2 separate regions of the Mus musculus genome follow, and region 2 is linked to region 1. The links are chromatin loops, found by intact Hi-C in ENCODE. Cell type or tissue: gastrocnemius. All regions are shown on one strand. Each heading gives the region's core, and the rest is flanking DNA. Links, peaks and the distances in the headings are about the cores only.

What was found. Peaks named below come from ENCODE experiments on the same cell type or tissue, not always from the same donor. Only the 100,000 strongest peaks of a DNase experiment are listed, where the experiment ranks them.
Region 2: it touches region 1 in a loop (2.1-fold over the local background); 4 of 42 quality-filtered maps call a loop at or near these places.

What each region holds. Positions count from the first base shown.
Region 1 is chr13:41,456,776-41,464,108 of GRCm38, forward strand. It overlaps a transcript of Nedd9 not described here. Among named protein-coding and RNA genes, the nearest start is that of Gm32401, 26 kb to the right of the region's middle. In gastrocnemius, for the core only: a CTCF peak has its summit at 3,125 (motif pointing left); no DNase peak of the experiment used is centred there; H3K27ac peaks cover 958 bases.
Region 2 is chr13:41,550,137-41,557,469 of GRCm38, forward strand. All of the region lies in intron 2 of Gm32184 (a long non-coding RNA gene), which reads right to left. Among named protein-coding and RNA genes, the nearest start is that of Tmem170b, 52 kb to the right of the region's middle. In gastrocnemius, for the core only: a CTCF peak has its summit at 3,471; no DNase peak of the experiment used is centred there; H3K27ac peaks cover 1,439 bases.

The sequences.
Region 1 (7,333 bases), core at 2,013-4,512:
TCCGGTCAAACTGTTGGCAAAATGAATACAACCTTCAAGGTCACATGCGGGAGCCTGGTGTGGATGGCTTCAGTTTTATCTGCTGCCAGACACCTGCTGTTTCTGATCTCTACCTCACATAGACAGTAAATTTCCACTTGTGACTTGCAATCCCACTCTTGCTTAGAACCAAGGCCTTCTTGTCAGGCAGTCCACAGCTCCCTTCTCCTCAGCCTTATCTCCTGGTTCGGAAGCTCAGAAAATAGAGACTTTGCCTCTTATTTATTTCATGATAGTCATTCAACATGCTCCCCTCTCCCTCAAAAACCCCCACTCTTGGTGCTGGACAGACAGCTCAGTTAGTGACGCGTTTTCTTACACAAACATGAGGACCAAGGTTCAGTCCCTTAGCACTCAGGTAGAAAGCTGGAGACGGTGGCACGTGCTTCTAGTCCCAGGCCTGGAGAGGTGGAGACAGGGGAATCCCAGGGAGTAGCTAGCCTAGCCTAGCTGGGTGAACCCCAGATCTTAGTGAGACATGAGGCCTAAACAACAACACCCAAGGTTGACATCTGGTCTCCACACACATGTGCACCTACACAAGTTACACGTCCATTTACACACACACACACACACACACACACACACACACACACTTTCTTTTCTTCACTTTTACTCACAATCCTTGTACAAATTCTTGCTCCTTCCTGGTAAAGATTCAGTGTTTAAGAAAACCCCAGGGATTGAGGCACAGAGTGGGAGGAGGGGGAGTTCCCATACTTCTCATTCCAAGGCCTTTTGACTCTAGAGTTATAAATGCCAGCAGCCAGCTCTGTCTGTAGAAAAGGAATCTGGGGAATTCTCCTGGAAGTGGGGGTGATATTAATGAGGACAGATAAAGTTTTTCAAAGGTTCTTCCTGACTGACTGAAAGAGGGTGACTGGAGAAGAGAGCCTGGGAAGAGGGTCAGGGAGCACTGTTAGGAGCTGGGAGCGAGATTAATGTTAACTTGAAGGTTCTGAGGGAAGAGAACGAGGAAACCCAGTGGGGGAACTTCTAAGACTTCACAGGGAGGAGTCAGGAGGGGGATGACAGCCAGAGAAGACAGGCTGATTAATGCTTTCAACCTGAGCCAAGAAAACTGCACAGGGAGAGACCATGCCATTTGTGACTTGTGCTGACAGTATGCAGTTTCACACGATGGGATGGGACTTTAGGGTTTCCTAAAGTTATTTGTGTAAGAGGTGACCTTGGTGTTCAGGACAGTAGAGGAGTATATAGAGACTGGACAACAAGACAGCAGGTGCGAGCATAATAAACACGGTGTGTGTGTGTGTGTGTGTGTGTGTGTGTGTGTGCGCGCGCGCATGCATGAGTGCATACCTGTATGTTCTTCTGGGGAGCCACCCACCTGAAGTGGAAACTTCTAGTTTCTTTGGAAAGTTAATTACGTCAAATGATGTTTTGCTGGAGCACACAGGTGAAAGGATGCCTTGCTAAAGCAGACACGTGAAAGACTTTTCCTGAAGCAGACGCAGGGGAAAGGATGTTTGGATATAGCAGACATGTGAAAGGACTGCCTTGGTGGAAGGTGCTTTTAGCAAAACTCAGAAGACCACACTAGATAGAAGGAATGGAGAAAATCTCAAGGTTAATCTCATAGCATTGTCCCTGGTTTGTCACCTGCCACTATACTGGCCTCTTCGCTATTGCTCAAATACAACTTCAGCACCTGCTCTCTTTAGTGGTGGTTCTGACCCATACCTGCAGGGGTACCAGGATCTCCTTGTTTAAAGTTTCTTACATAACACCAACTTACAGCTTCGTCCTTCCTCTAGAGCCCCAATCACTGCTTAACACAATCTACTGTATCTAAATATTGCTTTGGCCTATTTATCTCTCCATCCTTGAAATGTGAATACTCCTCAGTTAATGTTCATTCAATGAGCAGACATGCCTGTTGTCCCAGGATTTATATCTTTTATGTTGCACAGAAGGGAGCTTTCTGTAATAGGCCCTGGCTCAGCAGACTCCCCAGCCCTACTGTTTTAAGTGATAATGGGGACAACCTTGGAAACGCACAGAACAAGGGAGACCAGTGTTAGCCATTAGGGACACACCCAGCAGAGCAATGCTCTTTAGCAGGGAAGTAAATACCTGAACTCCACTTTTGTTGTATGGCTATAAAAAGACTCAGGGGCCCCCAGGTGAGTTCAAAGTCCCCTCTGTTTACAGAACGGAGTCAATCTTGTTATAATGGACACACTAGAATTCACAAGCACAGAGCACTTGAGTCTCTTCTTTGACATATCTCCATAGAGATGGTCCTCTGTTTGTGGCTAACAGGTCTCTCCAGAGAGTGGAGAGAGGAACTGAGGAGCCCTGGAGTATCAGAGACTAGCTTTTCAAGCCCTATTAGACTTGCTTTGATTACTCAACCAGTGGCTGCTGTAGGTGACGGGCCAGGGTTAATACTTGGTAGGGTCTCAGCTCTCGTCTGAGCACACTGAGAGAGTGAGCTCTCTTCAGCATAGAAGTCTGTGCTCAGCCAGTGTCATCCCGTGAACAGTGGCCTGTGAGCTGTAAGGAGAAGGTCAGTCAGATGTCCCTGTTGCTGGTTCTTCAGAATAAACCCCATTTCCTTGTCCCATTCTCTTTTCTTGTCCTGCCTGCATCTCCATGGACCAACCTCACCCAGGCTGTTTTAGTTCCTCCCCCATATCTTCCTCAAAGCCACAGCTCATCGTAGGACTCCTGTGTTACCCCAAGCAAGGCCGAGGTTAGGAACCCCAAGGCACAAGGATCATGACGCCTGGCCTTTCGTGGTTTCTTCCAGCTGCAACTTTGGGGATGAATACTCTGTCCCTTTCTGTGTATGCATGGGCTAGATCGCTTCAACCAAGGATCCTTCCTGGTTCTAGACTGACAAGTGTGTGGAAGATGTGAGCAAACTCACCTTGATATTTCAGGCTGAAGCTTTATCTAATTAACAATACATGAGTTGGCAGCTAGGTCTGTGTGGTCAATGAGTTCAAGGGTTCCACCATTTTGGGAAACAAGGGCTCACTCCTGTCCAGCATTTTTGTATCTCAAAATTAGTGAAGATGAGGATGTCAGGTGTCAGCCTGACCTCTAGAGGCCAGACTTAAGGGCAAGGCATCAGATGATACTTAAGCCACAAATTTGTCCCAAGCCCAAGTACAAGGTTGACATATATAGCATCTGATAGTCTGGGCAAGCCAAGTGGTCCCTGGGGCCCACCATTACTATTGCACAACTTGGTATTTTGCCGTTCTTGGCTCATCCAAGCTATGTTTTTCTCCTGGTTTAGTTTCTCTTTCAAATTCCCTGATTTGAAATTGTAGACCTGGGTAGCCCAAGCAGAAGTGTCATCATCTGGCTTTGGCAACTTCCTCTGTGACTGGCCGTGGGAAAAGAAAGATGGGCTCACAGATCCTCAGAGAGCAAGGGAATCTTAAGGATCCGAAGCCTGCCATTTCTGTCCAGGCCTTCAGTCAGTTAGCAAGGTCATTGGAGTAACACATTCCTTAGATTATTGACTTAGTGAGTTCCTACTGTGTGCCAGGTGCCCTAGTGGGTGATGGAGGGACATGACCAAGATATCAAGCAATATCTTGTTACCCAGGAAGTTATCTAGGAAGGAGATAGTTAAATATGTGGTTAGGATGCACAGCAAAGTATAGTGTATTTGTGAGTAGAGAGAGAATGTGTTAGGGGAAGGGATGTTACCCAGGGAATCATAAAACCTTCATAGGAGAAGTGAAATCCATTCCCCAACTCCACCTTTCCTGAAGAAAAATTGACACATAAAATTTGTAGATATTTAAGGCATACAACTGCACATTTTGCTAAAAGTCTACACTGGAAAACAGTTGCCACTATCAAAATCCATCCCTTCCCTGAGACTGAGGAGTCAGAGCTCTGTCTCTTGGATTTCTGTCATTATCCTCACGGCTACACTGTGAAGGTTTCATCTGTGCCCCATCCTGCAAAGGGGTATATTGAAGCTTTAATCCCAAATTCCTAGGAATATGACCCTATTTGGACACAGCTCTCAGATCTCATCCAGGTAAGAGAAGGTCATTAAAGCCAGCTCTAATACGTTAGTCATTGTCCTTACGGGTCAACAGTAGATGAGGACAGAAACTGAGGAGGTAGCTCTGGAAAGGCAGAGGCAGAGGTCAGAATGATGCTGCCACAGGCCACAGAATTTGGGGACCTCTAGGAGACAGAAGGGAGTGGAGACTCCCTAAAGCTCTGTGGGAAAATGGCCCTGTCTGCTGACTGGGCTCAGACTTCTGTCCTCCCGAGCCATGGGACTTCATTAAAGAAATCTAAAAACGTGGTCACAGTGGTCCCATTATTCTCCAGAGTCCAAATGACTGAGATGTTCCTTAATTGGAGAGATAACATTTCTGATGTTAACCTTTCAAATAGATGAGCTTCCAGGAATGAAGGCTGGGTGACAGCTATGTAACACAGCATCTGCCCAGTATGTGTGAGGTTTTCATGCTCAGCACTGGGAAGGCAGAAGGCAAGCTGGAAGAGAGCCACGGTGGCATGGAAGGAAAGAAAAAATGCTTAAACCTTCCTACAGGAGAAGAGAGAACAACCTGACAAGGTGGAACGGCCTGAAATGTTGAGGCAGGAAGAATAACACGGAGCCATAATTTGAGGGTCTCAGGGAGCCAATATTTTCACACTGGCTTGATCCAAGGTTTCAGCAGTAACAAGGGATAAATCTAGACTGAAAATTAGCCACAAGGATTACTTTCCCTCTGGCTTAGCTGCAGACTAGAAGAATAACACAAACAGCTCCGTCTGAACTTGTCTAGCAACTCAAAAGCCAGTGGTTTGAACAAAGCAGACTTGGCCTGTGTATGACTTACAGGAAGGAAGAGGGAAAAAAACAAACAAAACAAAACAGTGCTGTGCAGCTATTTCTTCTTTTGCCTATGGGACACACTGAAGAAAGAAACCAAATCCCATGTGTCATAGACCCTTCTGAAACCGACCAAAGAAAGACAAGGAGTATGAGTCTCCTGTCCCCAATTTTTAAGGACCTCATTATCCTGATGAAGTCACATTGACCCTGGGACTTCTCCAGTTTCAACTAAATGCTGGGCACATCTTTAAAATTAGACCTGATGACGACAGCCCTGGAGTCACAGACCCTGGTATTTGGCTAACACTTAGATCTCAGTGGGGCGAAAGACAAAGAAATGAAGCTTCACACTGTGGCAAAATCACCCTCATGGGGTTGGCTTGTTGCTCCATTGAAGTCCACCCAAGACTCCCCGGCACCAATTGTTTATACCTAACCAACTTCCATCTTCCCTCCTTTCTAGAACATACTCTGACTGCCTTTGGGAAATGTAACTCGGTGTTCCAAGTCTATGCCTGACGGTGTTGGCACAAGGCTATAGTGCAGTGCATCAGGATATTATATTGTCCCAACATCAGTATGTGCTTTAGAAACAGGCAAAGGGTACAAGTCAACTCAAAGAAGGTTTGCCAAGAACAAGATAAACTAAAATGAAATGACATTTGTTTGGGGGACTTAAAGTGGAGTTAGGAAGTCAATATTTATGATGAGGTAGTATGAAAAGGGTCTTCATTTGTATCCCAGGTTTGCCTGCTTTGAAGATCCTCTCTCCTCAGACCCCTCAGTGCTGGACTGCTGGGTATGTCACCTCATCTCTCTCTCTGAGAAGCCTTGTCAGTCAGATACCTCTGAGCTGAAACCTTGCATTGAGCTACAGATGGATGTAGCACATGAGGTGGTTTTGTAAGATTCGTAGTCTCTGTTGACCTATGACAAAGTCCCCTCTTTTATCTACTAGATGCTGTCAGGGACACTTCAGCCAGCTTTGCTTACCATTTCAGAATAGCAACCAATGGAATTACTGATCCCATTGTAGCTTAAAGCTGTAAGTACAGCTGCCATCTTGTAAAACCTGTGAGCACATCTTCAATTCTGTGGGAGTCTCTCTTTTCATGGATTGCCACTATTATGAGACCCCAAACAAATGTAATTGTACTTGCTCTTGGCTAGGTTGGTTTTATCCTACCCCAGGAAGATGACCTTAGGCAAGTTTATAAAAGGAATTGGGAGTAAGATGAAGTTGGTTGGGTTTGGGGGAGGATTGTGGATGCACACAACTGCAGCTGCCATATTGCTGCCAGTGTGGGGAAAACCATGTCAGTGAACAGAGGTGGAAGAGACCAAGTCTCGACAAGATAAACCTATGCCCAACAGTGCCAGGAACTTAAAAACATTTATTACCGTTTCACATCTACATACACAGAAATTTATAAATAGAGCCTTTTGAATCCCTTCAGTGTTGCTTGCTTATATCTGTGTTTAGGGCTGACCACTTGGTATTGGATACCAGCAGATGACCCTGATTCTCCCTCTCTTAGTAGTCGTTAATTGCCTATAGCTGGTCATCTAGGAGTGGGGCCTTATGACATTTCCCAGGTCAACTGGTATTGTCACCGTTTATGCCCCATCTAACCAAGCCTACTGTTGAGAGCTCACAGGTACAGATTCTCATCCAATACAGAAAACAATCTGGTTCCTCTATTGAAGAAGGAAAGAAAGCAAACCTCCCAATCCTCTGACTTTTAGAGTCCTTCTACTTCGTTTTCTGTGAGATTTCTTGAGCCTTAGGTGCTGGAGTTGTGCTACAGAGTTATCAGCTAGGGCTGGGCCCCACAGTCAGTTGTCTGCATTTGACCTCTTGTGGCTGTTTACAACCCCTCCTTTCTGTTCTAACTACTGTACTTCTCTTGTTTATTTAGGGCATTGGCTACTAGATGTCTTTTACTGGCAACTCAGGGTATATAATACACAGAGTTTTATAAAGTATAATGACTGTATTAGTTACGGTTTTACTGCTGTGAACAGACACCATGACCACGGCAAGTCTTATAAAAAAAACATTTAATTGGGCTGGCTTACAGATTCAGAGGTTCAGTTCATTACCATCAAGGTGGGAGCATGGCAGCATCCAGGCAGGCATGGTGCAGGAGGAGCTGAGAGTTCTACGTCTTTATCCAAAGGCTGCTAGTGGAAGACTGACTTCCAGGCAACTAGGATGACTCTTAAGCCCACACCCACAGTGACACACCTATTCCAACCAGGCCACACCTCCAGATGGTACCACTCCATGGTCCGAGAATATACAATCCATCACAATGCCATATGTCACAAATTTGTATACTTGTCATATCATTGGATGGAATGACTTGAGAGGCAGAGAAGACATGAATGCAGGCATAATGGGACAACAGAAATGTTTTTGAAAGCCATTGGCAGCATTGATCTTTC
Region 2 (7,333 bases), core at 2,183-4,682, 94 kb after region 1:
CACCGGCTGTCTTCAGCCCATTGAATCCAGCGGGATATCGTCCACACTGCGGCTCACAGGTAGTGACCCTGAAAGGAATAATGAAGGGAAAAAGATGATGCTAACCCCAGATGAAGCATCAAGCTGCCTGAGGAATCCTGATGGTCTATAGGTTGATGATGAAGCTGAGTCTGCCTTCCTGTGACTACGTATCACCACAGAGCTTAATTGTCAGCTGGATAGAGAGACGGTTATGAGGTTGGTTAAGTTCAATTCTGGATGTGTCTGTGCGAACATTTCCAGAGAAGGCTGGCCTGTGTGTCAGTGAGCTGCCTTGAATGTGGGTGGCACCACTGTGATAGGCTGGAGGCTGGGACAGAGTAAATATTAAAGGGCAATTCTTACATGCACAAACCTTCTTAAGTGAGAACAGTTTCGTTGCTGCTGTTGCCTGCTGACAGCAAATACAAGGTTCATTAAAAGAAAATAGAAGGTTTTCTCGTGTATTTTCATATAACACACTCACTTGGGTTAGGCTCTCTCAACTTCCTCATGTCCCTGCCTCCACTGTCTTGTCAATTTCCAGCTTTGGGGTGTGGCCTCAGACCGACAGCTCTCCGGGCTTCCAGGATTTTTGCTTTGGTTTGAGCTGAGCTTGCATCTTTGCTCCTCTTGCTTGGGTTTCCAGCTTCTTGAAATGAGTGAGTACTTAATTCCCCTGGCTCTTCAGCCTGTCGACATGGGCTATAAGAATACTCAGCTCTGATCATATAAGTCAGTCTAATAATTTCTCTCACACTCATGAAATCCTCTCTCTCTCTCTCTCTCTCTCTCTCTCTCTCTCTCTCTCTCTCTGTCCCTCTCTCTCTCATGCATACATACACACTCCTACAGTCACACACACACAGCAATTGCCATGTGATTTCACTGAAGTACAGGTCTGCCTTCCCAGTCAGGATATGAAACGACAGCAGCAAATATTTCTGATGCGTTTCATTCCTCTTCTCACATCACTGCTGTACCTGGCTCTGTGACTCCATTCACTCCCGTTCACTATCGAATGAAAGCTATGGGGTGGAGTGAGACTAGAACTCACTGAAGAGTGGCAGAGATGGTCTAGAAGACGGCAGAGCCGAAAACTCAGGCTTGGGTAAAGAGTGTAGGAGAAAGATCGACAACCCAGCTCCGGGTAGACTATAGTAAAGGGGTGTGAGAGACTGGAGACCCCTCCACAGCACACAGAGTGCAGAGAGAGTCAGAGAGCTAACGCAGAGTCACAGAAAGTCAGTCAGGTCCCTAGAGCACTTCCAAAGGGGTAGTCAGCCAATGGGCCCAAATCAGCCAGTCACTTCTTCACTAAATTGCTTTCCATCTGGTTATTTTATTTTCACTACAGAAAAATAGCAAGTATAACAGGCATGCACCACCACCATCCCTGGCTTAGAACAAAAACAAAGACCAAAGACACCCATAAACAATAACTTTTTAAATGTGGTTATCTCCATCCAGTATAAACAGTAAGTGTGATGTTTAAGAGTCACATAAATAACAACCTCACTCCAACGTCCTGACTCTTAAATGGGTGGCAGGATCCTGGACACTTATTAAATCATTAAAGTTCAGTTAAGAGGCTAGGTTAGTTCAGCGGTTGGAATGTTTGCCGCTCCCACAGAGGACCTGAGTTTGGTCAACATCCACAGGCTCCTAACTGTGTTTGCAGCTCCAGGGGGTCTGACTCCCTCTCCTAACTTCTGAGGGAATCCTCACACACATGTGTGCGCGTGCTCAGAGAAGCTGGGCAGCCTTCAGGAATTGCATGTGGTCATCTCTGTGGGTGTGCGGGGATGGTGTCAGAGAGAAATGCGGTGGGAAAAATAGACGCAGGGCCAATTACAAATCGCCAAATGGTATGTAAGAAATGAGGATTTCGGTGCAGTCAGTGGAAAATTGTGAACAGTTTTTAAACAAGGAAGTGATGTTTTAAACAATAGAGATTATGAAACAGCATGAGAGGGGGGAGCATCATAAAAAGAAACTGGAAGACAGTCGGCTCATCAGCAAGCTGTGTAAGGGCCCGACAGGCAAGGTAGCTCCGAGAGCTGTACACGTAATCTCAGCACGGGGAGGCCAAGGAAAGATTGTGAGATGGGGCCAGCCTAAGCTACACAGGTAGACCCTTTCTCTAAAAATGAAGAGAAGAAAGGGAGTGGGAGAGAGACAGAGACAGACAGTGACAGAGAGCAAGAGAGAGCGAGAGAGACAGAGACAGAGAAGTGGAGGTCTCGTTGTATAACATGGTGGTGAAAATGATTGGAGGACTCAGAGGTAATTTTGCAGGAAGTAACTGCACTGTAGAGGAAGAAAATGACGGCCTGCTTCTTTTTCTTCCAGCGTGATCAAAGCTAAGGTATTGAGTTAGAGAAGTGCAGGGGATAAGAGGAGACTGGGGTATAGGCAAGAAGTCTGGGGTAAAATAAAGGCCCCTGATGTTTCCAGTAAGTGGGGAGAACTCAAGAGCAGACAGAAAAGGAGAAACCCCTTTAAGAAGGTGGTCGATGCAGGGATGGGGGAAGTCAGGAAACACAGGCTGGACGGTCACAGGAGAATCCCTAAGACTGTGGAACCAATGGCTTATGGAGTGACATGGTGGCTTCTTCCTCTTCCTCTTTCCTCCTCCTCCTCCTCCTCCTCCTCTACTTCCTTCTCCCCCCTTCTCCTCTCCCCTTTCTCCTCTTCCTCTTCAGAATTCACGTGGTAGAACAGAGCCTAAGGGTGGCAAAGGCAGTCAAGACGGAACTGGAACGAGCTGGTTCCCAAAGGAAGGCGAAGGATGGACACAGAGCTGAGTGATCAAGGAAGGGTACAACTCTCAAAAAAACAAAACAAAACAAAAACTAAGAAAAGAAAAAAATACTAAAATATACAAAAGTGAATCCAATTGGGACTCTTAAGAAACCTGCTAGAGTTTCTTCCTCAAATTAGCCATTGTTTTGTTGTTTTGTTTGTGTGTGTGTTTGTTGGTTTAATTCTTTCATCTCACATTCAACCTTGGAAAAAGAGTTTCATTTTTAGGAGGTATATGGCTCCTCGGGAGTCCTCGTGCTGTGCTCGCGAGTAAGACAGGGAGCCTTTTCTGAGATAGAATGAAAGCTGTTGTGACTATGTAGACACAGCTGGGTGTGTTCCAGAGTACTGGATCAGGCACTCAATCCAGAGGATCGCATGTTCCAACTAAACTAGGCTACTTAGTAGACATGGTAAAAGCACTGTTTCTAGGTGTTCATCAGAGTAGATGATTTCCACAGTCATGGGGAGGGAACTTAGGAAACTCATCCTCAGAGACTCTGAAAAACCAAGCTAACCGTATGGGTCACCTTGCTTGCCTGTCACTTCTAAAACAAGATGTTTGAATGTTCTTCGTGGTCCAGAGCTTTTCTGGATCTCCTAAGTGGAAACGATGGCGCCTCCTGGCTTTTCCCTGCCCACATCTCCACTGAATTTACCTGTAAACCTTGCTCTGCCTGCATCCTGGATCTGTTTCCTCCCATCCCTCCCTGACACAAAAGCAATTTGGGAAAGAGAGGCTGTGCCCCCCCCCCCCCTCACAGTTTGAAAATAAAGCCTATCACAGTGGCAGGAGGCATGGCAGCAGGCCTGTGAGGTAGCTGTTCGCATTGTATCCACATTCTGGAAGCAGAGAAAGATGAATGCTGAACTCTCTGCTCAATTTCTTTTAGTGTCAGGTAGGGCGTCAGCCTCTGGGACAGTGCTCCACAAGTTCAGGCTGGGGCTTCTCTTGTCAGTTACATCTCTCTGGCAACGTTCTCAGAGACAGGCCTGAGTAATCCAAACCCAGCCAAACTGACAATAAGGATGCTCCTTCACTAAGTCATCCAGGGTAGAGTTGATGTCTTTTTAATCTGTACATTTCAAGATTTAGCACCATAGGAGCATCAGTAAACTCCTAATAAGAAACATCAAAAGATGAAGGAACCAGATTGTCTTCTGAGAGCGTGAGGGAGAAGAAGTTTTGAAATGGGGAAGGGAACAGCCAGCTGCCTCAGAACTGTAAACACACTCTTGGAGAGAAAGCTACTGTGCAGGAGATGGGTGTTTTATCATGTTGGTTGATGAGCACTGGCTGCAGCCTGGTAGCTGATAGAGACCTGGCCCTATATAAAAGAAAGGAGCAAAATGAAGGTTTTCAGAGATCTTAGATAGACACCAAACAAGTCTCCCAAGACCTCCTTCTGTCCCAGAAGCTAGTGACAGAAGAGTCTGGAAGTCAGGGTACCTTCGGCCCCACCTCAGCCTAAGAGCCATTTTTTTCAGTGTCAAAGAATGTGACACATGTGTTGTGTCTGCTTCCCAGCCTCCTGGCATGGGAACAATCAAAAAAAAAAAAAAATCCCCTCTGCTGAGCAAAGGCCACGGTCCAAGATTTCAGGTAAGGAAGAGGTCAGAGGCACTATTCTGAGGATGCCAGTTGGCTCTGGGGTCTCAAGCAATGTCTCGTTCCCTGGGCCAAGTCTCCTGTTTTGTAACAGTTTAGTCGAGGCTTTTACTGGAGGAGACAGGCATGAAATGAATTTTCCAGAGAAGTTTCCGAATTGGGGGAAAGTTCACAGCTCTGAGGCCTCCATGGATAATGAGACCGGACGGCAAGCTTCTGGGTTTGTTTGTTTGTTTGTTCGTTTTTAGAAACAGTTTGCCAGTCTCTAAACCCCAAATCTAACACCCGAGCCTGACTTTCCAGTCCCGGTGCATCTTTGCTCTCTAACCCCAGTGTGACAAGTGCTTCCAAACGGCCCAGGTAGATTCTTCTAGCCCCCCTCTGTACCAGGATGTCCTTCAAGGCCCTCGGCTGGCTGCCTCTGCTCCTACGCTTGGTCCTGTGGCCTCTCAGTGAACTCGGCTTGCTCTTACAATGTTCTAATGCCGTTTGTGGCTGAACATGTCCAAGGAACGAAAATTCAGAATACATGGTTTATCAGAACCACTGTTTTCTCAATTATGCTACTCAAGACAATGATGCACTAGACACGGGCAAGGTACTTAAGCAAATTGCTTTCTCTCATCCTTTTCTCCTGTGCTTCTTGTTCTCCAATCAAACAATATTTGCACTGTATTATTAATTTTGATCAGCAATGCTTACATGTAGCTCTGTGTGTGTGTGTGCATGTATGTTTGTGAGGGAGTGGTCTTATGTATATATAGCCCATGCTAGTCTGGAACTCACTATGTAAACAAGATTGTTTTGACTTTATGGAAATTCTCCTGCCTCAGCCTCTTCAGTGCTGGGATTATGCACGTGAGCCACCACACCTGGCGTTCACTGATCTTTTTCTAAGATATTTTAGGAGTATTTCTTTACCTTCTTAGAGGCTGTAACTGAGCTGTCTTCACCTGACAGCCTTTGCAGACATGATCTCAAGTTAGAATTTACGACTACTGAGCTACCGCTTGAAGCCCCACACCTGCTAGTTGAGACTTTTGTTTTATATTTTCCTCTGAATGATACCAAAGCTATTTTAATCACATACTGTGCCACAGAATGACTTAGCGTCCATTTGAGATTGTGAGCTCAGAGCATTGCCTCACTGTTTTATAGATACAATTTCATACCCCAGGGCTTTGTAGCAATGAATTTTATATCAACATCTTTACTTTGTAATTCTTGAGAATAAGGTTAGCATGACATAGTCTTGGAATTGATGTGTTTGAAATGAAATGCTAATTTTGTAGCATTTCTAGAATTTCAACAATTGAAAATTACATCTAAATGGTAACACCCATGGTTATGACTAAATTCTAAGTTTAGATAAGGTAAAACTCAAAGCCAGGAAAACAGAAAAAGCTTAAGGATGTGTGCTTAGGGAAAGACTGAATGCTTATGTCTGCGCCATATCTTTCATGTTTGCCACCAGTAAGGAACAGCATGCTTTTGGAGGGGGAGGGGAGCAAGTTGGATTTTGTTGTTGTTTGTTTGTTTGTTTGTTTGTTTTGAGACAGGGTCTCTTTGTGTACCTTTGACTATCCTGGAACTCACTCGGTAGACAAGGCTAGCCTCCAACTCAAAGAGATCCACCTGCCTCTGCCTCCCAAGTGCTAGGATTAAAGGAGTGCCCCACCACCATCACCCTGAGGGACAGCATTCTTAAATGCTAAAGATTAAAAGTAAACATCTCTGGCCAATATCTCAGACTCTCCCTTCTTTGAATTGTTGAGTTAAAACGGAAACCTGCTCCTCCCTGTAATAGACACTTCCCCCAGAAATAGAATGTCTAGAAATGAAGGGATACAAGTGGCTTTATGATCCCTGGAAGTGACTGATTCCTTCAAGTGTTTGTTGACTATCCACAGGGGCAGGATCTATTTGGGGGTAGGTGAGAGCCATGGGGGTGTTAGCACAGCCTCAAGCCTCTGCTCTCTTGGAACTCATGCATGTTGCAGGCAATGAATCTCCAGGCAGAAGAAAGCAAACTCTGCCTGCAGCTGTAACCTAAGTCAAGTGGGAGCAGGAGGCAAGAGCAGGGGCTTCTCCGAAGCAAATGTTATCTGGAAAGCCTGTTCTAAGAGACAGGCACTAACTCAGAATTAAAACCAGAATTAGGAAGGGAATCTATGAGGCAAAGTAACAAAGGGAATATATGTAAGGTCCCCTAGGTGTGACTTGCATGGCACATCAGAGGAGCAGAAAGACTGGAATATAAGACTGGATGGGAAAAGAGACGAGGAGAGATAGCATTGGGACCAACTCAATGAGTGGCTGGCAAATGGCTGGAAAGTTGATCCAAAGTGCCTTTGGGAAGGAAGCACCTGGGTGGTCCTAAGCGTGAGCATGCCACGGTGGGATCTGTACCCCTCACACATCTCTACGGCTGCTGTGTGGAAATGATCTGAGGGGCAGGCAGAAGCAGGGAGACATGTGGAGGCCACTGCTGTCATTCAAGGAGGGGGCGCTGGTGGTTCCAGAGAGTGAGCACAGAGGTACAGAGATGATGCAAGTCGGATGGATTCGAACCACATTTTGAAGCAGGGGCCACTAGACTCACTGTAGATTAGAAAGGATCAGAGTGTGAGAACCATGTTGTTACTTCAGTTGGGGACAGTTAGGGGAGAAATGTGCCAGCACAAAGGAGAAAATCAATTTGTATCTAAGGTATTGTTTAGACATCCAACTTGAGATGTTGAAGGAAAATACCTTTGTCAACTCCAGACAGACATTTAGGAAAGTGGTCAGAGCTGAAAAGGAGTCACTTGTATACTAATGACCTCTCTCACTGACGACCTGATTCCTTTCCCCATGGACATTGTAGGTAGAGAGAACCTGGCTCTTGGAAACTCCAACAAA